Linked DNA regions of Homo sapiens: region 1 is linked to region 2. The links are chromatin loops, found by intact Hi-C in ENCODE. Cell type or tissue: heart right ventricle. All regions are shown on one strand. Each heading gives the region's core, and the rest is flanking DNA. Links, peaks and the distances in the headings are about the cores only.

The links. Peaks named below come from ENCODE experiments on the same cell type or tissue, not always from the same donor. Only the 100,000 strongest peaks of a DNase experiment are listed, where the experiment ranks them.
Region 1: a loop joins it to region 2, with 5 times the contacts of the local background. A loop is called at or near these places in 25 of 110 quality-filtered maps.

Annotation. Positions count from the first base shown.
Region 1 is chr22:19,884,422-19,900,105 of GRCh38, reverse strand. TXNRD2 (thioredoxin reductase 2) reads left to right here. Exons shown (of 18, transcript NM_006440.5): 9 at 1,038-1,057; 10 at 1,976-2,067; 11 at 4,525-4,699. It also overlaps the pseudogene RPL8P5. Among named protein-coding and RNA genes, the nearest start is that of RTL10, 37 kb to the right of the region's middle. RefSeq lists enhancers at 3,261-3,899, 7,516-8,024, 8,025-8,532, 8,533-9,041, 9,042-9,550 and silencers at 7,011-7,215, 7,382-7,791. In heart right ventricle, for the core only: no CTCF peak of the experiment used is centred there; no DNase peak of the experiment used is centred there.
Region 2 is chr22:19,833,011-19,848,403 of GRCh38, reverse strand. The region is part of intron 2 of GNB1L (G protein subunit beta 1 like); the gene reads left to right. It overlaps RTL10 (retrotransposon Gag like 10), which reads left to right. Exons shown (of 3, transcript NM_024627.6): 3 at 1-2,258. Among named protein-coding and RNA genes, the nearest start is that of GNB1L, 14 kb to the left of the region's middle. RefSeq lists enhancers at 2,856-3,368, 3,369-3,881, 3,882-4,395. In heart right ventricle, for the core only: no CTCF peak of the experiment used is centred there; a DNase peak (open chromatin) is centred at 3,782; H3K27ac peaks cover 1,684 bases.

The DNA.
Region 1 (15,684 bases), core at 2,675-10,674, 49 kb before region 2:
GGAAGCTGCATGCCAGATGCTTCCCGCAGGGCACCTGCAGAATGATTCCAAGGGATACACCGTGTTTTGAAATGGAATTATATCATTAGTACCTGCTGGGATTAGCAATGACATTGGGCTTATCCGTCCTTACATCACCTCCTCTTGTTCAAAGACTGAAGGGTAATGTGGGAGCCCACCCACGTGCAGCTGCCCCGCTGGGAGTTCTTGTTCGTGTTAGGTTCTGTGCCCGTTTGCATGTGTGTGCATGCATGTGTCTACATGAGTGTGTGCATATGTATATATGAATGAATGTACCCATGCGAGTATGTGCGTGTGTGTGTACATTTGTGCCCGTGTAAGAGTATGTGCATGCAGGTGTGTGGCATGTGTGCACATACAAGTGTGCGTGAGTACATGTGCATGCAAAACACATGTGGAGTGTGGGGTTGAACAATAGAGGGTTTTCACTACAAGAGCAAATATTTCCAATGACTGCTGGTCGCAGTGTCCTGTGCTGCCTCCCTTGTCCCTGGGGTCCTTCAGTCCCCTCTCTGGGGAGCTGGCCCTCCTGGCCCTGCGCCTAGCTGTGATAGGGTTGGATGTGCCTCTGGCACATGGAAGGGCCCAGCCTTCTGTGGTCTTGAGAGTGCTTTGCTCAGATGATGTCTTCCCTTGCGGTCTGGTGGCCTCCCCATCCTGCCAAGCATCTCCCAGCTTCCACCCTAGCCCAGGAGGCCCCGGGGGGAGAGAAGGAAAGCCATGTGCTGCTCTGGTGGATGTTTCTCCATGCCTCCGGGTGCCTTCCAGGGGACAGGTACCACTTGTCACTGACACACACGCCCTTCACCACCAGGCGATTTGCTGATTCACAACATGCTTGACAGTGTAGCCTTGGAAAGTGGGCTTTGTCCCCTGGGGCAAGCTGTTTGAACAGTAACCTTGGAGCCCACGAGCTGACCAAGGGCCTGGGCAAAGGCTGCGGGGTTCTGCTCTGACTGCACTTGGTCAATAAGGGCCTCAGCTTTACATGTGCTCTCTCTCTGTTTCTCTAACAGGTTGGTGGTCGGGGCCAGCTGTATCCTTTGCAAGCGTGCAGGTGGCCGTCCTGGGAACTGGACACTCCTTCCCTTGAGTCCCTCCCTGCCACCCGCCCTTCCGGCAGGCTCTTTGCTGCCTCAGATCGGCACTTACTGGGCCTCTCGGCGTGGAGGATCTACTGTGCCTGGGGACAGTTTGAGGCTGACCTCTGGCCAGGGATTCCTGGAGGCTCTTCCTGAGCTGGGACAGCTGGACATGGCCATGAGGCAGCTGGGCTGTCCTCCCTCAAGAGCAGCCCCAGCCTGGACCCATTGCTTCAGAAGGGACAATTAGACAGGGAGGGTCAGGAGAGGAGCTGCAGGAGGGCCTGGGGTCAAGGGGACATCTGAGGGAGATGAAAGTCCCTGGCCGGGCGCGGTGGCTCATGCCTGTAGTCCCAGCTACTTGGGAGGCTGAGGCAGGGGAACCGCTTGAACCTGGGAGGCAGACGTTGCTGTGAGCTGAGATCATGCCACTGCACTCCAGCCTAGGCAACAGAATGAGACTCCATCTCAAAAAAAAAAAAAAAAAAAAAAGCCCCAAGCCGCTGGCTGAGAGCACAGGTGGAAGAAAGCAGCTGCCTGGCATCTCCCGTGGCTGAGGTCCTCCCTGAACCAGCCACTCCTCTCCATCCCAACTGGAATCCACCAGGATGCAGGCCTCGCCCTGGAGCCGGGATGGACAGCACATGGGAGCAGAGGCCAGAGGCCGGCCTAGTCCGTGGGTGCTGCTTGGCGGCTCCTTGCTAACCCCAGCCTGTGCACTTGAGATGTGGAGGTGGGGGTCTTGAGTTGGGAGCCTCCTCCAGGGCCAGCCATGGATGGGTGGGGTGTGGGCTGTGGCACAGGGCCCTGGGGTGTTGTCCCATCATTTCCAAAATTGGGATCTACAGTGCTCCTTAGCTGGCACCCCACAGATGTGGCCCTGGAGTGTGCTGGCTTCCTCACCGGGATTGGGCTGGACACCACCATCATGATGCGCAGCATCCCCCTCCGCGGCTTCGACCAGGTAGTGCTGGAGGCCCCAGCTCCCGCCCCTGTGGCTCTGAGGCCTTCCTCCCACAGCCCCCTCCCAGGCAGGTGCAGTGCAGTCATGGGCCACGAGTGATGCCTGAATCTTTAGAGATAACCCTTGAATTGGATGAGGAGGTTGTCCAGGAAATATGCAGACACTCGGCCGGAGCGAGGGAGGAGGGTGGCAGTGGGGCGCACAGCTGCACAGAGGCCTCCAGCCGACCACAGGCACAGTGAAGGGAGGCTCAGCCCAGCCTTGTGCCGGCAGAGCAGGTCACCCTCCGGGTCGTCCCATTAGTAAGAGGCCGGTGTGTGCTGCAGAAGTGTTAGCCCCACCTCAGAGACCCCCAACTCCCTGCTCTCCCCTTGCCTGTCCCCTCTGAGGGAGTGGGGGTGAAATAAGCTGTAATGTGTGAGCTGGGGTGAGGGACACAGGGCAGCGCTGGCTCCGAGACAGCCCGTGGGATCTTGGCTTCTGGACAGGTGCGCTGTGTACAGTGGCCTTCATCTGTGTCTGGGGTACACACACTCATGTGGCCAGCAGGACGAGCTCCTAGATTGGAGCAATAGAGATTTTCTTTTTTTAGCTAAAAACTCTTCAAGGGAAAGTCTCCTGTTAAAATAGAAGTCTGGAGTTGTCATTGTGGAGATGTCAAACACTCCATGACTGCCACGAAGGAGGCCCCTTGCAGGGTGAGCTGTGCAGATCTGCAGGCCCTGCTACAGGTCCTCGGCCGACCCTCAGCTCACAGAGCCTGAGGAGGTCACCTGAGGTGGGAGGAGCCAGGCCTGTCATCTCCAGACTCCCAGTGCCACCCCCAGGCTGACTCAGAGACGTGTCCCTCCACCCGTGTGGCCATGTGTTGTTCCATCCTAAAGCTATGGCACACTCCCATCATGTCCCTCAGTGCAAACCCACCGAGCCCTGTGGTAGGGACGCAGTGTCTAGGAAGGCCTCAGAGCCTTCAGATGTGGGGAGGGTGAGCTGGCAGTGGACGGAGGAGGAAAGGGGCCTGCAGAATGGGGGCCGTGCCCAGGCAAGGAGGATGCACAGTCTAGGCAGCCAGGCTGAGGGGCGAGGGACCCTGTGTCCTGGACAGGCTCCATGGTTCTCCCTCAGAGCCTGGGATGGCCATGCCCTCCAGGCCTCTGGAGGGGTGCAGGAGTGATGAACAGCCTGTGCGGCAGCCCCTCTGCAGCACAGCCAGCCCTGCCCGGCGGGCCAGACTCCCACACACGCCATCTAGAGCCAGCTGGCACACCCGCACAGGTGTCAGAGGATGTTAGCAGTGACTGTTTTTCTCCTCTTGAAACCAGAAGCTGTGGCCAGCTTCACTGCTGGTCCGTGCAAGTCCCCATTGTCCTGGGAACAGGGCCCCCATCTGTAGCTGGACTTGGGGCGCACAGGCCTCCTGGGCCGGGAGGGAGAAGCAGGACTCTCTCTGTCCCTGATCTGGACCTGAGCCTGCTGTGCCTACATTTCTAGGCGGGAGCAGAGTCTCCTACCTACCCTCCTGGCTCCTGGATGGCAGAGGGGCATGTTGGCCACATGTGGAGGGGTGGGCCAGGAGCAGGGGCCATCTTGTTGGACCAGGGCACAGCTCCTGGGGGAAGGCACGCTTCTCTGCCATTGGTTTTAGTGAAGACTAAGTTTTTTGTTTTTGTTTTTTAAAGAAATGTGTAGATGTACCAGGATTTGGTTGTTTTTCTTTTTTTTCTTTCTTTTTTTTTGGTTTGAGACAGAGTCTCACTCTGTCACCCAGGCTGGAGTGCAGTGGCACAATCTCGGCTCACTGCAAGCTCCACCTCCCGGGTTCACGCCATTCTCCTGCCTCAGCCTCCCAGTTAGCTGGAACTACAGGTACCTGCCACCACGCCTGGCTAATTTTTTGTGTTTTTTAGTAGAGACAGTGTTTCACCGTGTTAGCCAGGATGATCTCTATCTCCTGACCTCGTGATCCGCCCGCCTCAGCTTCTCAAAGTGCTGGGATCACAGGTGTGAGCCATCGCACCCGGCCTTGCTTATTTTTTCTTTTAGAGATAGAGTCTCACTCTGTCGCCCAGGCTGGAGTGCAGTGGTGTGATCACAGTTCATTGCAGCCTCAAACTCCTGGGCTTGAGGGATTCTCCCACTTCAGCCTCCCAAAAGGTTGGGATTACAGGTGTGACCGTATCTGGCTGATGAAGACTTAGTTAATTAGCATCTAGAGAGGAGCCCACAGGCTGAGTGAATCCTGACCATAGGGCCCAGGGTTGAGGACTTGGAGCCAGGACAGGGGCTAGACACTCCACAGAGAGCAAGAGGACGTAGAGCAGGGGGCAGGGTGTCTCACCCCGTCTTCCGCACAGACCCCTCTCCGCCCTTCATTGAGGCCTTCGAGAGCAGGGCAGGGCCAGAGCCTCTCTCCCACGGCCACCTGGTCTTCATGGCCTGTCTTCTTGTGCTTTGCAGCAAATGTCCTCCATGGTCATAGAGCACATGGCATCTCATGGCACCCGGTTCCTGAGGGGCTGTGCCCCCTCGCGGGTCAGGAGGCTCCCTGATGGCCAGCTGCAGGTCACCTGGGAGGACAGCACCACCGGCAAGGAGGACACGGGCACCTTTGACACCGTCCTGTGGGCCATAGGTAAGGGCACGTCGAGCCACACGCTCTGTCTCTGGTCTCCCCGAGGTGCATGGAGAATCTTTGCCCCACTTCCTGTCACCTCCCAGGGCTCCCCCATCCTGCTGGCTGCCAGGCGGGTTGGCCGCTCCCCAGTGCACCTCGAGAGCAACCGTGAAGGCCTGTGGGGCGGCACTCACACTAGGCTGTGCCCATCTTGCCATCCCCAGCACCTTGCATCTCTGCGTGTCTCCCCACCACCGTGGGACATGCTGGAAAAAACCAGAGAAGAGACTGAGACGGCATCAGCCAGGTGTCCTCATCGAGGATCAACTAGGCAATCATCCTCGCCTTCCCTGGCCCTTGAGCAATTGCTTATTAAGGTTTCAGCACATAAATCCTACTTGTCACCTTCCAGGTTTAAGTCTTGGTATGTTTCTTTTCTTTTTTTTTTTTTTTTTGAGATGGAGTCTCGCTCTGTCGCCCAGGCTGGAGTGCAGTGGCAACCTCCGCCTCCCGGGTTCAAGCGATTCTCCTGCCTCAGCCTCCTGGGTAGCTGGGGCTACAGGCGCCCACCACTACACCTGACTAATTTTTGTATTTTTAGTAGAGACGGGGTTTCACCATGTAGGCCAGGATGGTCTCAATCTCCTGACCTTGTGATCCACCTGCCTTGGCCTCCCAAAGTACTGAGATTACAGGTGTGAGCCACCGCACCTGGCCAGTATGTATTTTTTCTTTAGCATATTAAATGTTTTGCTGCTTCAGGCTTTCCAGCTAGGTTTTTTTCTTTTTTTGCGTGTGAAACAGGGTCTCTCTCTGTTGCCTAGGAGGAGTGTGGTGGTGTGATCATAGCTCACTGCAGCCTCCACCTCCCAGGCTCAATCAATCTTCCCATCTCAGCCTTCTAAGTGCTGGGATTACAGGTTTGAGCTACTGTGCCCAGCCAAGCTAGTTTGTTGTTTTTAACATAAAAATGATATGGATTTGAAAGTTTTAAAAATTATGGTGACATACACATAACATCAAATTCATCATCTTAAGCATTTTAAAGTATATAGTTCAGTGGTGTTAAGTACGTTCATATTGTACAAGCAGCATGACCATCCATCTCTAGAACTTTTCCATTATCTCCAAACTGAGCTCTGTCCCCATTAAACACTCACTCCCTGCTGCCCGGGCACTCACCCTTCACTGTGTGTCTCTATGGATCTGACTCCTCGAGGGACTTCATGTAAGTAGAATCATGCAGTGTTTGTCCTTTTGTGACTGGCTCATTTCTCTTAGCACAATGTTTTCAGGGTGCATCCATGTTGCAGCATTTGTTAGAGTTAGCATTTGTGTAGCATGTGCCAGCATTTCCTTCCTGTTGAAGGCTGAGTTGTATGTGTGTCCATTATCTGTCAGTGGACACTTAGGTTGCTTCCGTCTTTTGGCTGTTGTGGATCATGCTGCTGTGAACATGGGTGTGCACAAGCCGCCTGTTTTCAGCACATAAAAATGACACAGAGTTTTTAAAGTTCTGTCCAGCCTTCTCGTGGCTTTCAGTGTTTCCCAGTGGGTCCCTTTGGGCCTGGCAGGTCATCACATGCCAGGAGTGGCATTTTGCAGGCCTTTCCAGAAGTCACATTTCGAAGGCTTCCAAAGACATCACCCTTCCAGTGCTGGGCAGAGGCCTGGGCGTTTCCCGGCCAGGCGTGGGCTGGCTACAACTTGCTGGGCACAGTCTGGTCTCACCTTCTTGCTCTCTGTCAGGTGTAGGTCCGGTTTTGCATGGGGCAGTGGCCGAGCAGGTGTGGGGAGTGTGGACACAGCCAGGGGATACCTGTGCCCAGGCCTGGGCCGGGGCTGTCTGACGGGACTGGCAAGGGGCAGCTGGAGCCAACAGGGATCGCCCAGACACTGCTCTGTCCCAGGCCTGCTGCAGAGGAGGCCATTGCAGATGGGCCGCCGCAAGGAGGGCTGCGGGTCCTCGTCAGGGTGGGTGGCGGCACACACAGCATGCCTGCTCAGATGTCCTACCCACCTCGGTGCCTGGCCGTCTAGTTTAGGCTCCTAGTTTTCCCAATCACCCTGTCAACTTGCATGTTGAAGGCGGGAGCAACCTAGTCAGTGTTGTTAGTTCTCCGAGGCCTTTCTGTGCTGAGCCTGGTCCGTTGTCCCCTGCGAGAGCCCAAGATCAGAGCCAGGGTCCCTCTCAGATCACCTGCCTCCACCTCCATCAGCTAACCGGGCTTGCGTGGGGCTGGCCAGGGGTCAGTGTCTCCTGGGGGAGGGCTCCCAGAGGCACAAGCTGTGTCATAGGGTGATGCACTTCTGAAGCAGTCACTCGGAATGGGAAATCAGAAAGGAAACCAGCCTGGAGCGGCTGAGGCTTCACTTTTGTGCAGTGGACACAAGCGCAGAGGTGATGACCGGGGAGGACCTGAGATGCCTGAGCGCACGCAGGGCTCTTGGCCCGGAGGTGATCAGTCAGCAAGAGCAATGTTCTCAGCCACGTTGTAAAAGTAGATTTTAAGTAAGTTTATTATGATAAACACTACGAAGGATTAGGTAACATTTTGGACTCTGGAGTGTACTGATGGTTCTCATCCTAAACTCCACTTTATTTTTCTTTCAAAATTTATCCTCCTACTGTCATTCCCAAATAAACTCCACTCTAAAGGGGAGGTGGCGAGTTTCTCCCTCCCACCGCGCCCTAGCCCTCCTCCTCTGTCTGCTGACACCTCCGTTCACCCACAGCATAAGGGAGCTGTTGCCATTGAACCGAGGGGCAGCCCTCGACCAAGCCCATAGGGATGTAGCAGACCAATGGGCCGGGGGCTGTGTCCCCGGAAAGCCGGGGCGTCAGCCTGGCAGGCAACAAGCGAGGCCCCTCCCTACTCAGCAGAGCTGCCGTGGCCTGCACGCCCATCCTCCCTTGCTAGGAGTCTGTTTTATTTTTTTGTACTTTCAAAATGAGCATCCCCCAGACAGTCTGCCTGGCATGATTGATGCTGGGGGTGGAAGCTTTTCACAGTCCTTGGCCTCTGACCCTGCTTCCCGAGGGCGGCGCGGCTTCTGCGCGCCTGCTGGGGGCCGCTCGGGCATGTGCTGACTTCGCTGCTGCTCAGAGCCAGGTTTTGTAAACATTCAGGAGCCACTTCCCAGGTCAGCAACTGCGAGCGTTTTCTGCTGGTTTGTACGATAAGCCTTTAACCAAGCTTTATTTCTACTTGCAATAAAGGATGATCCACTCTGGGAGGTTAAAATAAAGCGCCCTAGGGGCGGCACAGCTGGCAATGCCAACATCTCCGACTCTGCTTCCTGTACCGGGTGTGCACTACGTCCGCACAAGCTGGGCTCCGACAGGAAGGGGGGATGCCTCCGTGCCCGGTGCACACACACACAGAAGGGGCCCAGGTGCTGCACAGAGCTCCCGTGTGGGGCCGAGTGCTGGCCCTGCCCGTTGCCCGTGTGCCTGGCGCCTGGCCGCAGCTGGCGAGGACCATGGACATTGGCATTGCGAAGTGGGCCCTGCAGTCTGGAAGCAGAGGAGGACCAGAGCCCCTTCCTCGACGCAGCCTTGATCTCCACGTGGTGGATTAAACATATTAGCAGTTAAAGCAGTTAATTGCTGTGCAGGGGGCCCCCGCTCATTGTTTGTCTCTGAATCACCCGCCCACACCAGGTGTCTCAGATAATAGACTGGGAACTTCAGTGAGGAGGATTTCCTGTCTGCAGATGTGCCGATTACAGCGCTGAGTGAAGACAGTCAGCCAGCACTGCTGCGGGCTCGAATTCGCCCGCTGAGTTAACCAGTTGTGGCCTGAATCCCTGGCTGTCTAGGGGAGCAGGGCCAGGCTGGGGCATCCTGAGCAAACGCCTCCCAGTGCAGGGGCTTCTAAGTGCAGTTAAGTTTAGATTTGGTTTTAAAGAAGGGACAGACTGCCTCTGGACTGCAGCCCTGAAAAACTGGAAGTTGAGATCTTCATGTGCCCCTTTGGCGTCCCCAGCCCCTCTGGATGGTTCTCTGTCCCTCTCTTGAGGGTGAGATGCTGAAGGCTCTGGCGTATCCCTCCCTGCACCACAGGAGTCCTGCCCATGGCCAGAAGAGCCAGCAGACACAGGAGGGGACTCGCTAAACCTGGGGGTCCCACAGCCAGGCAGCTGTTGTGCCTGAGTGCCAGGGAGGGTGGCCACAGGTCTGCCTGGGGCCTTGTGATATGGCAGGTGAGACGAGACCCAGGGAAGGAATCCGTCTGGATCTTACCCCAGCCACTGAAGCTATTTCCTCTTTGGGCTTTATCTTAGATAACTCAGAGATGTCCACCTGTGTGTAAACCAGCATCAGAGCCTGAAACACAACATGCATGGAGCATGGGAGCTTGGCTTCCCGGCTTCCTCTTGGCACCACACAGAGGCCACCCCCACAGCCTGCCCCTGTATAGTCTCCCCCACGTGGCACGTGTGCCTGGACCACAGCCAGAGAGACTGGGGTGCCCAGGAGATGATGATGGGGGCTGGCGGTGCCCAGGAGGGGAGCTGTTGCCAGGGTGGGCTGCAGCCCTGGGCTCCTCTCTCCACCCAGGCACTGTTTGCTGGCATGTACACGGCAGGCAACTGTCTTTGCTCAGCTGTGCTCGGCTGATGGCTCCCGTACACCGCAGACTCAGCTACACAAGTCCCTGCGGATTGTCCCTCTGTTGAGTGCCAGGCAGCAGGAAAGGGCAGAAAGCAAGAACCAAGCTGGGGATGGGTGGGAGCATCCTAAGCCTGGTGAGAGGGAAGGGGCGGCTCCTCCTGGATGCCCTCTGTGCTGGTGTGGGTGCAGCTGGGGCTTAGGGGCCGCGGTGGGTGTGGATGCTGCCCGGGCGAGGGGGCTGCGGTGGGCCCATCAGGACTGCTCTCAGGGATGCGCCTTGCTGCAGCTGCGTGAAACCAAGTTTGTGGCTATGCTCTTCCCGGTGGGGATGGGCCCAGCAGTGACCCTGGCATCCACATGCCTCCATGCTCTCAGGGTGGAGTGGCCATCCCTGAGCAGGTGACACGGATCGGAGGCCCCTCTTTGATAGTCTAACACCTTTTTATTTTAGTGCAAATTTAGTTTGTAATTAATGACATCAAGAGAGACCCAAATCTGCCTCCATTGTGAGTTTGATATTTTTTGAAGTGGGGCCAAGATGAACATTCATGGAGCTCTTCCTATGAGCGGTGGCTGCGGCCTTCCCCTCCACACCACGTGGCCCCGGGCGTGCGCTGCTGCTCCTGAGACAGCACTGTTGGCTCAGCCCTAGCTCATGGTGGTGCTAACACCTCACAGAGGCCAGGCCAGAGTAGCAGGAGGCAGCGCCCTGTGCTTACCCACCAGCCTGGTGCCCCACGCTTGGCTTGAGGGCTAGTTCACACTTATGTCCAGAGCCCACAGCTATCTGACAGGCCAGCCGGCACCTGCATACATGGTTGTCCAACTGGGTCTTGTTACCATGACAAATTCAGTACTTAATGATTAGAACTGAGTGGAAACCAATTAAAAAAAAAAGAACAACATGGTGAAAAGTCTTCTAGAGATAGGTCAGCACCATTTATGCATATTACCATGCACCCTCTAATGTCTGCAGGTGCCCTGGGGCAGCCAACCTGTTACAATTGCAATTATGTTAACAATTGTTAAAGGGCCGGGTGAGGTGGCTCATGCCTGTAATCCCAACACTTTGGAATGCCAAGGTGGGAGGATCATTTGAGCCCAGGAGTTCAAGACCAGCCTGAGCAACAGAGTGAAACCTCTTTTCAAATAATTAATAATAATAATAATAATAATAATTGTTTTTTGTTTGTTTTTGAGACGGTGTCTAGCTCTGTTGCCCAGGTTGGAGTGCAGGAGCGCGATCTGGCTCACCGCAACCTCCACCTCCCGAATTCAAGCGATTCTCCTGCCTCAGCCTTCCAAGTAGCTGGGATTACAGGCACCCGCCACCGCGCCCAGCTAATTTTTGTATTTTTAGTAGAGACAGGGTTTCACTGTGTTAGCCAGGCTGGTCTCGAACTCCTGACGTCATGATCCGCCCGCCTCAGCCTCCCAAAGTGTTGGGATTACAGGCGTGAGCCACTGCACCCGGTCTAATAATAACTGTTAAAGCAATAATGACCACTCGCCACAGAGCACGCTCCTTCCTGGGGGTCCTCTGGGCCTGAGCTGGGGGCTGCGCCGTACTCCAAGGCTGACTGTGGGGTCTTACACATCATAATGCACATAGGCAGCTTGAGTAGGAAAGGCCCTTATGCTGCCTGAGGGGAAGCTCACCCCCACCCCCCAAGGAGCCGCCCTGGGTATGAGACATCCCTGGAACGGCCTAGGGGTCCCTGGTGGCTGCTGGCAGTCACAGCAAGTGGCCAATCAGGTCCCATTGAGGCCCAGGGGCTCACTCATTTATTCAACTAACATGGCGTCTCGATGGGACCTGAGGCCAGCAGGGCAGGTGCGTCCCCTTCCCCCTGGTGGGCTCATAGCTGCGGGTAGGGGCCCGGGGCTCATTGAGAAGGTGCGATTCCAGAAAAAAAAAAAAAAAGAAGATAAATATTTTAAAATAATAAGCTTCAAGAATCTAAGTCCAGTTCCAAAGGCATACGCTCCTCTGTGCCTGGTCCAAGGTGCCTCACTGGGGCAAGTGGCAGGCCAGGCCCCGTGAGGGTGGCTGGCTCTGGGGGCCACATGCCTCATGAGACAGTCGCCAGGTGGCCCACAGGGCCTGTGTGTGAAGCCGTGCCCGCCTCGCATCGCCCACCGGCCCTGGAGCCTCCCACTCCCACACCCTCGTCCTCAGGCGCAGTGCTTGGCCCTGGCTGCCTCTGTCTGGATCACAGCCACTGGCTCACCCTGCTGTACTCCTGCTGGCACTTACCTCTCACCTGGGGCGCTGCCTCCTTGCTCTTCTCTTGGGAAAATGTGTCCCAGGCGGGCGTGAAATCAGAGGGCATGCCTGTTCTTCCCATCATGGATGAGAGAGGCGCATGATACTGCATGCGGCTGGCCGTCCCCGTGTCCCTGTGTCCATCAGAATAGATGGGAGTGACCCATGGTGACTGTGTGGGTGGTTTTTGGGCTTCAGCCTTCTCTGGTCCCTCCTTGGGGCCAGGCTGGCTGGACAAGCATGGTGGCTGCCCTCCATCTCCTGGGCCATTGACAGCAGCTGGTGGGGCTCTCATTGTGATCAGAGGAGGGCTGCCCTGCACGGCTGTTCCTAGCACTGGCCACACATGGAGATGGGCTGTCCTGCGTCAGGGGTGCTGCACTGCTGGGCCTGGGGCTGGAGGCAGCTCCGGGCTGCAGAGATGCTCAGCCCAGTGCTTCCTGAGTGTCAGTGTTGTGGGCCAGCCACACATATACATAGGAAGTGAGCACGTCCATTTGTACCTGGAATTACTATTTTTTTGGCAGAAGGACAAACTTTGTTGGGCCCATCAGCCCCAATTCTGAACCAAGTCCAGTGGGCAGCAATGAGACCCACTTTGCTACCAGCAGAGACATCTCTGCAGTGGCAGGTTCGCCAACGTGCCAGTGGTTGCCATCTCTGAAGGGACGTTCCTTGGGGCTTGCGGCCATACTCTGCACCATGGTCAGCAGCTCTTCTTTGCCTTATATGTAGTGGGCATGGCCTGCCTTCAGGATGGCTGGTCAGTTCGGCCACCTCTGGCTCCCACATTGACCACAGCTCTGTTGGCTGAGATGATCCTCTTGGAGGGCAGCTTCATGTAAGTCTTCCTGGTTTCCGGGCTAGGGGAGGTGACTGCGGTGTAGTTCTCAAAGGCCCAGGCTAACAAGTTCCAGTCTCAGCCTCTCCTCCAGGCAGCGCTTGATGGTACAGGTGTGGTGCCTGCAGGGAGGACGCTGCCGACGTCCAGCTGGGCCCTCTTGCTACAGTACACAAACAGAAATTGGCCCGTGTGGAGGCCCTTGGTGGTGATGGACAGCTCTGTCTGCTGCTTAAACTGGTGTGGATCCTGGAGACCATCTCAGCAGGGGCATGTCCTTCAAGGTGCCCTTGATGTAGCTGTGCCGCTCAGCTAAGTCCACAGCATGCAGGCCTATGAGCCCTCCTGCTTCATGTGCACAAGGAACACAGAGCTGGTGCCCTTCCTCTGCCCACGAATCCCGTGGCCCACGACTGCTCATGAATACAGCCTGAAGAGCTGTACCTGGAATTTTAATGCCCTTGTCGTTTGCAGAAAATATGCCAGAGTGTCATGTATCCATTACGTAATAAGCTCTTACAAAGAAGGAACATGGTGAAGATGCCTATAAATGGATGAGAAAAGGCAGGAACTGGTAATTTACAAAAGAGGAAATACAGTTCATAAACACGTGGCCAAAAATTACTTCATCTTACTAGTCATCAAAGAAGTGCAAATTAAAGCAGCATGACAGAGAGTGCTGTGCGCCGCCTGCCCCAGGAAGGAACAGAGTCTAAGGACTGCCCTGCGCCCAGAAGCCCCCACTCAGCTGGCCGCCCTTCCTTTGAGGGTCTGCCCCAGGAACTCAACTGACACATGGCAAGCTGGTGCCCCAGGTCTCCATCCTGGTGGTGTCTAGGAAGCAGAGCCTTGAGAGTGCCTGTCCTACCCCAGGAGGGGCCATTCAGCAGCACTTGGCAAATGCTGCACTGGGCACTCCAGAGCCAAGGCTTCGAGGACGGAGCTGCAGGGAGCACAGAGCCGCCCCATGGGGAGGCCTGCAGTGGGCCACAGGCACAGCTGGGAAAGCTCTGAGCACAACATGCAGGGCGAAAGACACCGGTGCAGGCACCCTTCTTTCCCTAAATGGCCTGAATAGTGCACATTTATCCTGGCATAGGAGGGAAATGGTCGGGAGCTGACCAGGCACAACTGCTTTATCCTGGCATAGGAGGGAAATGGTGGGGAGCTGACTGGGCACAGCCACCTGCATCCTGCTGCTCACAGCATTCGGGCCCCAGTGGGTCCCCACCTTGGCACAAGTCGTCCAACCTCCTGCAGGGCTCCAGGCCTGAGCCAGTAGGGCCTAGGACGCCTGATTGGCTGTCCAGCACCAGCAGGGAGATCTGGCCCTTCTCTGGCCACTGCCCAGTCCTTTGCTCAGCAAGACCCATAGTGGGGCTCAGGGCCTGGTGTCCTGCCATCAGGGCTGGCCACGGCTAGGGACGTGGCCCCACCCAAGTGGAGCTGGCCTCTTCCCTGCACCCACTCCCAGCCACGTCCCACCAGCCCAGCTTCTAACCCCACTGTGCCCTCGGCTGCCCTCCTCAGGGCTGAGCCTGCTGCCTGCCACAGGCCACTCACTCTTCTTTTGCTGTTCATTCCCGAAGGGCTGTGGAGTCCCTGCAGGGCCAGGCGTGTCTGTGCCGCGCAGCCCACTCTCCCCTGGCCATCCAGCCTGTCCAGCTGTCATGCCTTTCACATTAGTGGCTCCATTACATTCCCACCGACTTCCCAGAGTGATCCACAGAGCATGTGCGGAAGAGTCCTGGCTTTGGATGGGCCACCTATTTCCATGCCTCTTTTATCTCTTGTGACTACTTTTAAATTTATCTTTATTTCCTTCGGGACCTGGGGACAGGGTTTGGTCAGCACCTGCAAGGTCTGTAGTTGCCATAGTGCCATAGTTACCATGAGGAACATGATGAGTGCTCTTGGCTTCCCAGGACCAGCCAGGCAAGCGTGCAGAGGAGAGTGTGGGTGCAGCGTCAGATGTTCTGTTCCGGCACGGAGCAGGCACCAGGAAGTGCTGGGCCTGGTGGGCTGGACACCAGGTTGGAGAGGGACCAGACGGCTGAGCGTGAGCCCCCGGCCTGCAGGGACCACAGCCCCTCCTTCGTGCCCCAGCCCTGCCCATGGGGCCCAGCTCCTTCCTCTGATGTGGGCTGGCATCCCCTGTGTCTGGGCTGATCCCCGACCGGTGCCAGCCCTCCCGGCACCCAATTCCTGCGGCTGAGCAGAGCACAGAGGCTGGAGCCGGCCTCCCGCAAGCTGGCTTAGCCAAGTTGGTATGTTTTGACTCCTGCCCCGGGACAGCAGCTGGAGACTTAAGGGTTCCCTCTCACGGGAGCTTCAGCTTCCAGATGCTTAGGTGGGCGCCACCCGCATACCGGCCAGCAGCTGGTTTGTCCCAGCCACGATGAGCAGGGGAGCTATGCTTTTGAGGCAAAATTGCCTTCGCCATTGGTGGATCATCCTGAGCCCCTGGGAGCCGAGAGCACCTGGGGTTGGGAGGGAAAAGCTGCTGTGGCCATCCGCTGGCCTGGCAAAATCACACCCATCTGAGTTAGGGGAGAAAGGGACCTCTGCTGGCTGTTCGGCTATGAAGAGGCCCATGCGGTGCCCTCTCTCCGGGCCCCAGGCTGTGTGGAGACTGGCAGGGGGCAGCTGTGCTGACCCCCTGGACTGGCCATCCCCTGCCCCTCTTGGCCTTTGCACCCAAGAGCAGGATCAGCTGAGCCAGCTGCCCCCTAGAATGGGCACGGTGTAGTTTGGACACTGCCCCTTAGCTCAGCTCCCCTTGGCCCTGAGGTCTCTAGGCTGGGACTGTGTGCCAGGCAGCCACGAGGGGCTGCAGCACAGAGCAGGTGGGAGACCCGGCTGCTAGCTCTGCTCACCTGGCCCTCTACTAGCGGGTTACGGGGGCTTGCTTTCTCCTAATGGGGAGAGACCTTCAAGCCCTACCTGGGCAGAGGGCCAGATCCCAGGACTTGAGCATTGTTGGGGTACAGTCCAGGGTGTGGCTGGCTCCTCTTCAGCTTGTCCAGATAGGGAGGAGGCCATTGGGAGCCAGCAGGTGTCCCTTGAAGGAGGCCCCTCTGGACTCTTGAGGCCTGGGAGCTGATGGATCTCACTGCCTAATGGTATCAGGCTGTGGTGCTGCAGACAGATGCAGGGAGGCCAGGCAGGCCAGGTGCCAACAGCTCCCCATGAAGGGCTGGTTTCTCCGGATGAAGTCAGTACCAGAGCCACTGGCACTGTGCTGGTGGCCCTGCAGCAGGGCCTGAGGCCTGGGCATG
Region 2 (15,393 bases), core at 275-8,274:
AAGGAGGCATTCCCCCTGGGTTGTTTTTCTCTTCTGGCCCCCACACACTGGCAGACCCGAAGGCAGGGTGCTCAGGAGCTGCAGAGCCTGGCAGGGTTTGCTGGACATGCTCAGGGACGGGCCATGGTGCTGGCTCTGCTTTCTAATCATGGTGTCAGTCCTTCACTTCCCTTGGAAATACCCAGAGATTTTATTTCCTGAAGATAGGACATGATGGGTGCTGTGAGATGGTATTTAAAGTACCTGTCTGCAAGGAAAACTTTAAAATAGGAAGTACTAAGGATAAGGTCCTATGGGATATTGGAATATTTTATAAAGCCACAATAGTTAAAGCACTTAGATGTGGACAGATGAGCAGAGAATAGAGGACTTTGAAACGGGCCAAATAAATATGGAAATTTAGTACAGGCTAGAGGTGTTTCCAATTAACGAGTAAAATGGATTATTCAGTAAAAGCAGTTGGCCCTCTGGAAAATAGTAAAGCCATGTATGTGCCTCACTCTTTATGCCAGTACATATTCCAGATTAAAGATTTCAATGTTACAATTATGAAAGTACTAGAGGAAAATATGGGTGAATTTTTTTTTTTTTTTTTTTTTGCCTATGATTCCAGGATTTTAAAAGTTTTAGATGCCCAGAGTTGTGGAGGTATGGAGAAGTGGACCTTCTCATACTGTTGGTGGGAATACACAATAATATAATTTGACCACGTAACAATTCTAGGCACATGCATGCTGTGACTACTTGCTAGGTGCATGAAGGCTCTTGCCAGGGGTGGTCATGGTTCGGTACCACTACATGGGGGTTTAGAGCAGGGACTGGAGGTTGGCCTTGCCTCCTCCCCTCCCCGCATGAGCTGAGGGTCCTTACCTGACCTTTTTGAGCTGTGACCAGAGTTTTTCCTCATGGGGTGGTTAGAAGGGTTGAATGAGAATGATGCCCATGCAGTGCCTTGGCTGGGGTCTGGGCCCTCTAACACCCACCTCATGGGTGTCACTGTTTTTTGAACAGCAGAACTGGAAAAGCCCAAAGATCCAGCAATAAAGGAGCAAGGCAAATAAAGCTGTTACCCTGCAGGATCAGTCAGCATGAGCCAGATTGTGCTGCAGTAACAAAGATCTCCAACAGCGCAGCGGCTACAGTTGGCACTGCTTATTTCTTGCTTGCACCTGTGGGCCACCGTGGCTGGGGCCTGTCAGACCTGTGCTGACGACAGCCTACCTGGACATATTTCTCCATGCTCACTGAGGCAGGGGAAAGGCCACAGCAGGCCACAAGTAATGTGTGTCACCCCACTTCCATTTCTGTGGCCAAAGGAAGCCACAGAGCCACACCTGAGTTCCATAGGACGGCAGCAGCTGATCATCCTATGGGCTGGGGTGCTCAGTATGGAGAAGTACAAGCAGCCACCCAGCGTGGGGCTGGTTGGTGCTGCTGAGGATGGGAGGATGGGAGGGGCCTGCATCCATCCCAGGGCAACATACCTGTTTGTCTGCTGGGGCTGCCTGACAAAGGACCGCAGGCTAGGGGACTTAAACAACAGACATTTCCTCATGATTCTGGAGCTAGAAGCCTGAGATCAAGGTGTGGGCAGGGTTGGTTTCTCCTGAGGCCTCGCTCCTTGGCCTGCAGATAGCCATCTTCTTGCCGTGTCCCTGTCTGTGTCTGTGTCCTAATCTCTCATAAGCTCACTAGTCTATTGGATCAGGGCCCACCCTCATGACCTCATTTAACCCTGAATTACCTCTTTAAAGACCCTGTCTTCAAATGTAAGTACTAGGGGTTAGGACTTGAACATAAAAATATTGAAGGGACATAGTTCTGCCCACAGCGGTGCCCGCGATAGGCTTCTCTGGTTTTGTCTTTGCTGTTCCTGGCAGCGCTATATTGGGCAGGCTTCTGTGGTCTCCACATGCCTGTGTGCAGAGTCCCCCAGGCCCTGGGTTCTGGGGCCCATACTGAGGAGTGGGGATGGCCAAGCCTTGGCTGTTGAGTAGGCAGTGCCCAGTTGTGCTGTATGGGATGCTGTTTCTCACTTAAGAAATCTTTCCCTACCTGGGGGGTACAAAGGCATTATCCTGTATTCCCAGGTTGTAACTTTCTGCCTTTGACATTCAACCTTGAGTCCACCTGTAAGTGTAACTGCGGCAGAAGGGAGGGGTCTGCTGTCATCCTTGATAGCCTGTGATGAGCAGAGCCCCTCTGCCGACCGCGATGCACATGTAATATGAGCAAGAAATAAATTTTTGATGTGCGAAGCCACTGAGTTTGGGGCTTGTGTTTTCCACAGCATAACCTATTATGTCCTGACCAACAGGGGATCCCATTTCACCTTTTTCCATAGGGCCTACCTCAGCATCAGCTGCTGGCTGCAGCAACTCACAGTCTGGCTGCAGCCACCCGTGAGCCATGCCTGGCCTACCCGCCTGCTCTCTGGTCTGATCTGTCCCTTACTAGTTATTCTAGCTTTTAAGTCTTGCTTATGTCATAGGGAAACCATCCATGTCCCCATTTTTCAAGTTGTCTTTGCAAGTTTTAAAACACATTGGATCACAAATGCAGAGGCAGCGAGGATGGTGTCATGGCCCTTGCCCAGCCCCAGCAGTGTTCACACTCTCCTGGTGCAGGCCTCGGGGGTGCCTTGTCGCTGGACAGCCTGGCCAAGCCTGCTCTCCAGGACAGCAGGGCCCGTTGCTCCCTTAGTTTTTCTTTGGGCTACATCATCTCTATTACAGGGACACGGTGGGTAGGGGCTGGCCAAGGAAGAGCCCAGGCCTGTGGGGTGTTCTCATTGGCCGGCTCCTTTCCTCCTGGCCTCAGGAACCACCCCCAGCACAGGGCTGGGGCCTGTGGATGATGGGTGCTCATGCACTTGCCACATTCTTCTGTGTCCCCATTGGTGGGGCTGCCAGCTGGGTGCACAGGACATCTGACTCCCCTGCCCCCTGCTGTGCCTGCGCTGCCCACCTCACCTCTGTGTCTGAGCACTGCAGGGGACTGGGGAGTGTTTGTGGGTTGTGGAGCCAGGGCTCTTTATTCACAGGCTGTGCATAGGGGGGGCCCTCAGTGAGGGGTCCACCTGCAGCACCCACAGGGCAGAGCGAGTGGGAGGCTGGCCTCTGTCCTCATTCGCATGTCTGTGGATGTGGGCAAGCACATTGCTGGCATGCATATGTAAGCATGTGCACAGCTGACTGCATGCAGCTGGGTGGTCGGGAGTTGATGAGACATACACCTGGCCACACCACCACCTGTGTGTGATAGGGGACCTCCCCTTTCCACCCAAGGTTGCCTCCGCCACAGGAGGAGCCACACAGGCAAGTCCCTGTCAGAAAGTGTCAGCCCCAGCTTGCTTAGGGACCCCTCCTCCAGCTCCGACCAAGTTTCCAGGGCACATCCCCATCCCCGAGGCCAGGGGCACCAGCCCCAGGGGATTGGTCCCCATCCTGCACCCTCTGTGAGTGTTGTCTCTCCCTGATGGGATCGGCAGCTGGCCTACATGAACCAGGCCTCTGAGCAGAGGCTGAACTGGTGCACGGGGATGTCACGCTTCCTGTAAAGCAGTGAGCTTTTCCGTGTGTTCACCCGGGTCAAAAAGGCCGGTCCCTCTGCTGGCTGGGTTCCTGCCTCTGCCCGTAAGTGCCTGGGGCAGGCTGGCTAACAATGTCCAAGTCAGGCTTCCTTCCTGCCATCTTGCCAGGCTCCTGGGACCCGCTCCTGGGGCGACGGACATCCCCAGCCACAGCGTGAGATGCCTGCTCACAGAGAGACCCCGCCTGCCCATCCTGCCTGCCTCTGCAGCCTGGTGGCTCCTCACGCTGGCATTTCCTCTTGGCTCAGCTGAGGCAGCCCGTGTCCCAGTGCAAAGGAGAAGTCTGACTTGCAGCCTCAGCGCCTGCCTGGCGCCCCTGCTGACTGTGGAGCTGGCCAGCAGGTCACTCCTCATGCCCCAGCCATGAGGCTTCCAGGCATCCCCAAGGAAGAAAACTAATCCATGTCCTTGTCTCCATGAGACCCACTCCCCCTGCCAGCGTGGTGGGTGGTTGGTGGCCACGAGGACCCAAAGTGCTGGCAGAGCACCCAGCAGGGACTGGCAGTGCCTCGGGGGAGAACAGGCTGCAGTGGGCTGTCTAGAGGAACTTGCTTGTCTCTGCTCGGGAACGAATCACGCCATTTGGGCGTGTCCCCAGCAAAAGTGACTGATCTCTGGGACCCTCCCTCACACGCAGCAGGGCCTATCTGGAAGGGGGCGGCACAGACCTGGTGGGGTTCAGCATGTAGGCACCGTGCTGGGCCCCACCTGGCTCACTGCAGGCCAGGAGTCCTGGGTGGGGCACTGTGGGTCTCAGTCTCTGGAGAAGTGCTGGTGGCCAGCCCTGGGGCACCTGGGCCACTGCCCCAGGTGAGGTGAGGTCAGTGCCGGCCCCTGGCCTGAGGCAGTGAATCTTGCTGGGGGGCAGCTATACCCTAGGGGAGCAGGGTGGAGGTGCTTTGCCAGAGCAGAAGGCCCCTGTGGCAGAGCAAATGACCATTTCTCTAGGATGGAGAACAGACTCAGACCCAGAAGGGAGATGGGTGGCTGTCCTTCGTCGGGGCCTACAGGACTGTAGCACTCTCATCTCCACTATGGAAATCGTGTCTATGGCTGGAATCTGAGTTCTGCTTTGCAGATTTGCCAGCTTACCAGTGCTCTGGGCAGCCGGGGCTCGGGTTCCCCTCCCTGCACTGAGCTGGTTCAGGGCTTTGTGGGCCTCAGGCCAAGTTGTCAGTCAGGGCCACTCCCTGAGACGGATATGCCTGATGCAGGCCTGGAGGTGCTTTCTTCTCCAAGGGAAGGAGTTCTTGGGGGGCATACCTTATTCCCCGCCACAGAGAGACTGACATCGGTCAGCCCTGGGAGGTGGGAAATTGCTGGGGTTGGGCTGTGCACTTGCTGCCCGGGGGGCGGTGCCTGGCTCCCCCTCGCCATCGGGCTGCTGGGCACCGGCCCTCCCTGCCTCCCTGCCTCACCGGAATTCTTCCTGGGATCTGCATCTTTGAAGCCGCTGCCTCCCTGCCCGCCTGGGCGCTTCCAAAGGCGGATACTGACAGAGGATTCAATGAATCGAAGGTCGCCAGTCGGGGCGTTGACAGATGCCCAGCCGTGATACTATTTCTGATTTAATAACCGAATGGGAGGCTGGCCCTCTGTAATAATTAGGGCTAATTACTGAGGAGGTGTTGACAGACGGGCTGAGAGGAAACAAACTACCTTTATCCCGTGGCTTAGAGTCAGATTACCAGCCCGGTGCTATCTGCCCCTCAGAAAGTAGACGCTTCAATCACTCAGCGAGGCTTCAAAGGGGAACAGGGCCTGACAATGCACGGGATTTGGAAAGGAGCTATGAAGTGCGCCTTTGACTCCGAATCGCCAAACGGAGCCCCATTCCAGAAATGGTTTCTTTGTGAAGTTTGAGTTAGTGCTGGTAGACCTGTTTCCCGTGCTCAGGACAGGGAGCTGGCTGCAGTGGGAGTGGGCAGGTGGGGGCCATGGCCAGGGCTGTGGCTGCTGTGTGGCCAGCTTGAGCTGCTTAGGTCCTTCCCAGGCCAGGTGACACTAGCAGAGTCCTGGTATCTCCAGTAGCTGGCCCTGGTAGCCGTGGGTCCAAACAGGGAGGTGCAGCATGTTTTCCTTGCCCAGGGAGGGTTTCTGGTCCTTTGTGGCCGTGAGTGGCAGGTAACAGGATAGGGACCTCACCATCTGAGCAGGCTCATCCCTTCCTGTTTGCAGCTAGAGTGCAGCTTTTCTGCAGCCCTCCCTGGCAGGTCTGGCCTCCCTTGAAGGGGGATGTGTCCTTGGCATTATTTATGGCAGGACCACCTCTTGGGGGCCTGGGCATTACTCACCAGGCTGCTCCCACCCCCGTCCTGGGCTGAGAGCCAAGGCCATGGAAGCAATCCTGGCCCCCGAGGCCTTGGTGGGCAGACATCAGTGACTGAGAAGGGTTGTTGGGGGCTAGTCTCTGACTGCCCCCACTGACTCCCCGCTGATCTCCCTGCATTTCAGAGATGGGGAAGGGTGTATCTAGACCTCAGTTTCCTGGTTTGAAGCAGCAGCACTGAGATGTGTGCCAGTGAACTGACTGGGATAGCCCAGGGCTCTGTGTCTGATGCAGCTTCTTGGAGTGGTGTGTGTGAGGCTTTTTGGGAGATCAGGGTCGCTGGCTGAGGCTGCAATGCAGCGGACAGTTCTGAGATTCTGGGCCTTACTGCTGCTGTCTTCCTCACCAGGAAGGCAGGGGATGACACTGAGGTCTCTGCTCAGGACAGGCCTGTCCAGGGAGTGCCTTTCTGGTTCCAGGTGTAGCCTGGGAGGTGCCTGATGAGCAGGAGGTGGGAGGGAGCCCATTCACCAGCCACCTGTGTGCCTGCCTCAGGCCTCATGGCCTTGGCTTCATGTTCTTGCTGGCCTGGAGGACCAGCCAATTCAACATCTTCATGCTAGAACGGCTGTGCTACTTCATAGAGAAATTAGGTGGGCTGGGCTGGTGAAGCGCAACAGTGGTTAGATCAGTGCTCTTTCTGTCCCCAGCTGGCTGGGGACACCTTCTGGAAGTAACGATGGTCATAAAAGTCATCAGCTCATTTGCTTAACCGAATAACTACTAGCTTGTACCAGGGGGCACTGTTGATGAATTTATATTAGGGCAAAAATAAGATAGTAAATTATTTGGAATGGGAAAAGCGTGTAAAAGTTGACATTAAGTCTGTTTTGTTTGTTTATTTTAGAGGCAGGTCTCTTTAGGCTAGGCTGCAGTGCAGTAGTGTGATCATAGCTCACTGCAGCCTTAACCTCCTGGGCTCAAGTGATCCTCTCCTCCTGCTTCAGCCACCAACATAGCTGGGACTATCATGGCGGGCACCACCATAACTGGCCGATTTTTTTAAATTATTTGTTTGTAGAGATGGGGGTCTTGCTATGTTGCCCAGGCTCATTAAGTCTGTTTAAGTCACCTTGAGTAGAGATAGAAATTGACTCCAAAGCCAGAAACAGGAATTGAAGTTTCATAATACATTAGTGTAAATTAAATACCATTAACTGTAACACAAGAAAAAATAGCACAAGAATCTTGTACAATATATTTTATTTGAAACATAACCTGTGAGACTGTGGCCAAGAGCAGTGGTTGAGTGTGAACCTTGTGCACGGACGCATTTCTGAGCCCTTTTTCCTGTCAGCATCTTGCTCTGCGCATGACTAATGGACTAGGATTGATGCATTGTTAGTGACCAAAGTCCAGGCTTCATCCAGGGTTCCTGAATTTGCCCTAATGTCCTTTTCTGTTGCAGAATCCCATCCAGAACCCCACACTGCGTTTGCTCTCCTGTCTCCCCAGGCTCCTCTGGCCAGGACAACTTCTTAGACTTTTCTTGTTGTTGATAACCTTAAGTTTTGAGGAGCACTGGTCAGGCTCTTGTAAAATGTTCCTCCACCGGGATTTGTTGTGTTCTTCTCACGATTAGACTGAGCTTAAGGGTTTTGGGAAGAAAAGCACAAAGGTTGAATGCCATTCCTGGATGGATTTTCTTTTTCTTTCTTTCTTTTTTTTTTTTTGAGACGGAGTTTCGCTTCTTCGCCTAGGCTGGAGTGCAATGGCACGATCTCGGCTCACTGCAATCTCTGCCTGTCGGGTTCAAGCGATTCTCCTGCCTCAGCCTCCCCAGTAGCTGGGATTACAGGCACGTGCCACCATGCCTGGCTAATTTTTGTATTTTTAGTAGGGTCGGCATTTCACCATGTTGGCCAGGCTGGCCTCGAACTCCTGACCTCAAGTGATCCACCCGCCTCGACCTCCCAAAGTGCTGGGATTACAGGTGTGAGCCATGCACCTGGCCCATTCCTGGATTTTCTATCATGTCAGTGGGACGTGTGGTCAGCATGACCTAGCCCTGCTGATGCTGAGCGTCATCACCTGGCGGAGGTGGTATCTGTCAGGTGTTTCTGCTGTAAAGTGGCTGTTTTTCTCTCCTTTCCGTACTCTCCTCTTAGGAAGGGAGTCACTGCATAACCCATATTTAAACGGTTGGGAGTTATCTACTCCTCCTTGATGGTAGAGTGTCTGCATAAAGTGGAATTCTTCTGTTTGGGAGATTTGTTTATTTAGTCATTTCTTTACCTCAGTGTGGACTCATGGGCATTTTATTACGACACTAGCTCCCCTCTCATCTACACTTTTGCTGAGGTTTCAGTTACCCATGGTCAATTGCAGTCTGAAAATAGGTGAGTACAATACAACAGGATATTGTAAGAGAGAGACCACATTCACATAACTTTTATCATAGTATACTTTTTTTTTTTTTGAGGCAAGATCTTGCTGTGTTGCCTAGGCTGAAGTGCAGTGGTGTGAGCATAGCTCACTGCAGTCTCAAACTCCACGGGCTCAAGTGATCCTACCACCTCAACCTCTTGAGTAGCTGGGACTACAGACATGTGCCAACACACCTGGCTTATTATTATTATTATTATTATTGTTATTATTATTATTATTGAGACGGAGTCTCTGTTGCCCAGGCTGGAGTGCAGTGGTACGATCTTGGCTCACTGCAACCTCCACCTCCTGGGTTCAGGTGATTCTCCTGTCTCAGCCTCCTGAGCAGGTGGGATTACAGGCACCTGCCACCACGCCTGGGCTAATTTTTGTAATTTTAGTAGAGACAGAGTTTCACCATGTTAGCCAGGCTGGTCTTGAACTCCTGACCTCAGGTGATCCGCTTGCCTCAGCCTCCCAAAGTGCTGGGATTACAGGTGTGAGCCATTGTGCCCTGCCCCAGCTAATTATTTTTTGTAGAGACAGGGTCTCCCTGTGTTGCCCAGGCTGGTCTTGAACTCCTGGGCTCAGTGATCCTCCTGCCTTGGCCTCCCAAAGTACTGGGATTAGAGGCATGAACCACTGTGCCTGTCTCTAATTTTTAAATTAAACTTTCCCGTAGGTATATATGTACACTGTAGGGAAAAACATGGTGTATATAGGGTTCAGAACTATTCATGGTTTTAGGCATCCACTGGGGGTCTTGAAAAGTATCCCTAGATACTTTTCATCATCATCATTCATCATCCCCCCTAGATAAGGTGGAACTACTGTATTATTGTTATTATCTTTATTATTGTGTGCGCTTACAGTGAGTCCTAACCCATGTCTGTGTCAACACCACCTCAATCAGGACACAGAAAACTTCTCATTCTCTCAAAACCCTGCCTTTTGCTGCCCTTTGGCAGTGATCCCCTCCCCCTCCTTCTGATCCATGACAGTCACTGGTCTGTCCTCTGTACCTATACTTTTGCCTTTTCCAGGATGCCATATAAATAGTGTGTAGCCTTTTACTCAGTTCTTTGGAGATTCACCCACGTTGTTGCATTTATCAATAGTTTGTTCCTTTCTGTTGCAGAATAGTATTCCATTCATCCATAGATGGTCATTTGGGTTATTTTCTGTTTTAGGAGATTATAGTTTTCACATTTCTGTTTTGGGTGGTTAGTTATAACTACTATAAACATTCATGTACAGGTTTTTGTTTGCATATAAGTTTTCACTTCTCTAGAATACATATCTAGGAGTAGAATTGTTGGGCAACATGTTAATGCATATTTAATTTTATAAGAAACTGGGCTGGGCACAGTGGTTCATGCCTGTAATCCCAGCACTTTGGGAGGCCAAGGCGGGTGGATCATGAGGTCAGGAGATCAAGACCATCCTGGCCAACATGGTGAAACCCTGTCTCTACAAAAATTAGCCGGGCGCGGTGGCAGGCGTCTGTAATCCAGCTACCCAGGAGGCTGAGACAGGAGAATCGCTTGAACCTGGGAGGCGGAGGTTGCAGTGAGCTGAGATTGTGCCACTGCACTCCATCCTGGCAACAGAGCGAGACTCTGTCTCAAAAAAAAAATAAAAATAAAAATAAAAAAATAAATAAATAAGAAACTGCCATACTCTTTTCCAGAGTGTGGGCACCATTTTGCATTTCACCAACAAGGTTCCAGTTGCCCCACAGTATTGCCAGCACTTGGTTTTGTTGGTTTTGACAGTTTTTTTCTGAATTTTAGCCACTCTAGTAGGTATGTAGTGGTATTTCATTATGGGCATAAGTTGCATTTCCCTAATGGCTATGATGTTGAGTTGCCTTTTGTGCTTATTTGCACATCTTTTTAGGTGGAGTGTTTGGCCAAATCTTTTATGCCTTTTTAATTGGATTGTTTAGTTGCTCTTGCATTTCCTTTAATGAGCACAAAAATAGATTGTGCAATTAAATTGCGTATGCAATAAACTGCACATATTTCAAGTGGACAGTTTGACAAGTGCGGCGTCTGTGACGCCATCCCCACGCTCAAGACAACCAACATACCCACTGTGCCTAAAGTATCTTCCTGCGTCTCTGCATGCCCCTCCCTTCTTCCTCCCTGCACCTCTCTTCTCCAGGTTCCCTTTAATCTGCTTTCTGTCACTGTAGGTCAGTTTGTATCTCCTAGAATTTTGCATAAATAGAATCACAGAATTTACTCTCTTTTTCTGGCTTCTTTCACCTGACATGATTATTTTGAGATTTATTCACATTAAAGCATGTATCAGTACTTCCTACTTTGTCATTGTCAAGGATGGATATATCCAGGTGTGGATATAGCTCTGTTTCTTCTGCTGTTGATGGGCATTTGGGTTGTCTCCAGTATGTGACTGGTTTTTAAAGAAATAGCCAAACTTTGTTCCCAAGGGGTTGTACCATTTTATAATCCCATCAGCAGCGTATGAGAGTTTCAATTACTTCATAAGCTTTCCAGCAACTGGAATGGTCAGTCTTTTCTGTTTTAGCCATTCTGATAAGTAGGTAATGGCATTTTATTGTGGTTTTAATTTACATTTTCCTAGCGACTAAAGATGTTGAGTATGTTTTCATGTCCTTATTTGCCATTTGCATATCTTCTTTGGTGAAGTGTTTGTTCAAATCTATTGCCCATTCTTAGTGGTTTTATTTTGTGAGTGTGTTTTCCTTGTGGATTTTGAAAATTATATATTTGGTATATAAATTATCTGCCATATACATCATTTGAAAATATTTTTCCCCATCTGTATAGATTGTCTTTTCATTTTCTTAATAATCTCTTTTCAGGCCGGGCGTGGTGGCTCACGCCTGTAATCCCAGCACTTTGGGAGGCCGAGGCGGGTGGATCACGAGGTCAGGAGATCAACACCATCCTGGCTAACACGGTGAGACCCCGTCTCTACTAAAAATACAAAAAATTAGCCGGGTGTGGTGGTGGGCGCCTGTAGTCCCAGCTACTCAGGAGGCTGAGGTGGGAGAATGGCGTGAACCCAGGAGGCAGAGCTTGCAGTGAGCCGAGATCGCGCCACTGCACTCCAGTCTGGGCAACAGAGCGAGACTCCATCTCAAAAAAAAAAAAAAAATCTCTTTTCAAGAGCAAAGGTTTCTAATTTTGTGGAAGGTGAATTTGTGTTTTTTATCTTATGGATTATGCTTTCTGAGGGTTTTTTTAAAAATCATGAATGGATGTTGAATTCTGCCCAGTGCCTTTTCTATATTAACTTATATGATCCTGTGGTTTTTCTTTAGTGTTAACATGAGAGTTTACATTGAATGATTTTTGAATATTGAATCAGCTTTGCATTCCTGAGATAAATGCCAGTTGGCTCCAGTGTATTCTTTTTCTACACTGTTGGATTAGATTTGCTGTTTTTCCCTCCCCAACTTGAGACTTAAGCAGCAAGATATTATTTTGTTTGAGGATTTGTATGTCTATATTCATGAAATATGTTTGTTTGTGGTTTTCTTCTCTTTCTACTAACTTTGTCTGGTTTTGGTATTGGGTTAGTGCTAGCCTCATCAAATTAGTTGGGAAATGTTCTCTCTTTTTCTGTTTTCTGGGAAAATAATTTGTAGAATAGTGTTATTTCTTCTTTAAATGTTTGGTAGAATTTGCCAGTAAAGTCATGTGGGCTGGAATTTTGATTTTTTTTTTTCCCCAAGGATTTAAACTAAAAATGTGATTCCTTTAATTGATACAGGACTATTCAGGTCTTCTCTTTCTTCACATAGTCTGTGTCTTCCAACTTTCATTTCAGCTAGGTTTATTTAGCTTGAATTTATTTGAGTTGTTCATAGTATCTCCTTATCCTTTTAATGTTTCTGGTGTCTGTAGTGATAACCCTTCTTTAATTATTATAATTTGTCTCTTCTCTTTTTATTGTTGTCAGTTCAGCTAGAGATTTATCAGTTTTATTGATCTTTTTAAAGAACCGACCTCTTGCTTTATTTTCTCATTTGTTTTACTATTCTTTAAAAATATTTATTTCTGCTCTAATCTTATTTCCTTCCTTGTGCTTGTTTTGGGCTTACTTTGTCCTCTTTTTCTGTTATCTTAAGGCATAAACCAGGTCATTGATTTGGAGACCTTTCTTCTTGTCGATGTAAGTATTTAATGCTGTAAATTTCCCTCTAAGCACTGTTTTAGCTGCATCCTACACGTTTTGATATGTGGTGTTTTCATTTGTATTTAGTTTAGATATTTTCTAATTTCCCTTGGGACTTCCTCTTGAACCCATTGATTATATAAAACAGTGTTGTTTAATTTCCAAATAGTTGGAGATTTTCATTATCTTGCTGTTATTGATTTCCAGTTTAATTCCATATGATCAGAGAGCATACTTTGTATACTTTGTTTTTTTACATTTTTTTTTTTATCGAGACAGAGTCTCGCTCTGTCGCCCAGGCTGGAGTGCAGTGGCGCGATCTTGACTCACTGCAACCTCCGCCAGCTGGGTTCAAGCAATTCTTCTGCCTCAGCCTCCTGGATAGCTGGGACTACAGGCGTGCGCTACTATGCCTGGCTAATTTTTTGTATTTTTAGGTGGGGTTTCACCATGCTGGCCAGGCTGGTCTTGAACCCCTGACCTCGTGATCTGCCTGCCTCGACCTCCCAAAGTGCTGGGATTACAGGCGTGAGGTTTTTTTTTTGTTTGTTTGTTTGTTTTTTTTTTTTTTTACATTTTTAAGGTTTCTTTTATGACCCAGGATATGGCCTATCTTGATGAGTGCTCCATGTGCATTTGAGAGGAATGTGTTTCTTCTACTGAGCGGCATGTTCTATAAATGTCAACTAGGTCAAGTAGGTAGATAGTATTAGTCAGGTCTTCTGTATGACTTCCTGACCACTTGTTCAGTCAGTTACTAAGGAGGAGTTTAAGTCTCCACCTATAATTATGTAGTTATCTATTTCTACTTTCAGTTCCATCAGTTTTTTCTTCATGCATTTTGAAGTTCTCTTATTAGCTCAGTATTTACAACTTTTGTGTCTTCTTTCTGAATCGATGCCATTTATCATTGTATCTTCTTCTTGTCCGTGATAATATTCCTCACTCTGAGGTCTACTTTGCCTGATATTAATATATCCACTGCAATTTATTATTTGTATAGCATATCTTTTTCACCTTTTTATTTTTTATAGCTTATAGTTGGGTCTTATAATTAGCATGTTGGGAGCATTTATGTTTATTGTAGTGATTGGTATGGTTATATTTAGGTCTACTATTTTGTTGTTTTCTCTTTTTCTTCTCTTCTTTTTTTTTCTTCTATCCCCTCTTTCCTGTCCTCTCTTGAATTATTTAGGTATTTTAAAACATTGTTTTGATTTTTTGTTGGAACTTTGGCAGTATCTCTTTGTGTTATGTTTTTAATGGTTGCTGCAGGGATGACAGTGTACATACTTAATTAACCCTTCACAGTCTTCTTAGAGTTAATATTTTTCCATTTCAAATAAAATATAGAAGGCTTACAACCACATAGGTCCCTTACCCTCCTCCATTATGTTATAACTGCCATATTGAAAACCTCAACAGATAATACAATTTTAACAATCATACATGTTTACTGAAGTGATAAAACCGCATTTTACCATTGCTCCTCCTACCTTCTTGAAGTTCCACATGTCTTTCTGGTATCATGTCTTTTGAACCTGAAGAACTTTAGCATTTCTTTTAGTGCAGATCTGTAGGCAAGAAATTCTCATTTGCCCTCATCTGGGAATCTTTATTTTGCCTTCATCCCCAAAGAATATTTTGCTAGATATAGAGTTGTTTTCTTTCAGTTCTTTAACAAAGATGTTCCACCCTTCTGGCCTCCATGGTTTCATTATTATTTTTCAGCAGTTTATGATGTTTCAATATTGTTTTCTTTGAATTTATCCTATGGTTCGTTTATGGTTCATCATGTTCTTAAACATATGTGCTTTTGTCTTTCTCTAAGTTTGTGAAATTTCAGGCATTATTTATTCAATTAATTTTTGGGTCCAAATCTGTTTCTCTCTTCTACTTCTCAGACTCCACTGCCCTTAATGTTAGACCTTTTACTATTATTCCACAAGTCCCTGCTATGCTAACCACTTATTTCAATCTTTTTTCTTTCTGATCTTATATTGAATAATTTCACTTACTCAATCTTTTATTTTATATTTATATTTATATTTATATTATTATTATTATTGTTTTTCTCTTTGAGACGGAGTCTCACTTTGTCGCCCCGGCTGGAGTGCCGTGGTATGATATCGGCTCACGGCAACCTCCGCCTCCCAGTTTCAAGCAATTCTCCTGCCTCAGCCTCCCAAGTAACTGGGATTACAGGCGCCCGCCACCATGCCTGGCTAATTTTTGTATTTTTTTAGTAGAGTCAGGGTTTCACCATGTTGGCCAGGCTAGTCTCGAACTCCTGACCTCAAGTGATCCACCTGCCTCAGCCTCCCAAAGTGTTGGGATTACAGGTGTGAACTACCGCGTCCGGCCTATTTTATTTTATTTTAGAGACAGGGTCTTGCTCTGTTGCCTAGGCTGGAGTACGGTGGCACGATCATAGCTCACTGCAGCCTTGAACTCCTCAAGCCATCCTCCGTCTTGGCCTCCCAAAGTGCAGAGATTACAGATGTAAGCCACCACGCCTGGCCCACTTTATGTCACTCTGTCATCTCCCATTCCATTATTGATTTTTTTCAGATATTATTCAGTTCTGAAATTCGTATTTGTTTGGTTTTTTAAAAAATAATTTCTATTTCTCTGCTGAGAGGTCTTTTCCCTCCATTCAGTTCAAGGATGTTTATTTTTGCCTCATGCAGCATAATCATAAAGCTGCTTTAAAATTTTTACCAGATATTTCCAACATCTGAATCTTCTCAAGGTTGGCATCTGTAAATTGGCTTTTTCCTTGAGAGTTGGTCTCATTTTCCGGGTTCTTTGTATGCTGAATAATTTTGGATGATATCCTAGACATATCCTGGGTTGAATAGTGTGTGAGGTCCTCCAGAGAGAGCTGAGTTTGGCGCTAGCAGGCAGTCAACCCAGTTAGATTTGCACAAGCTCC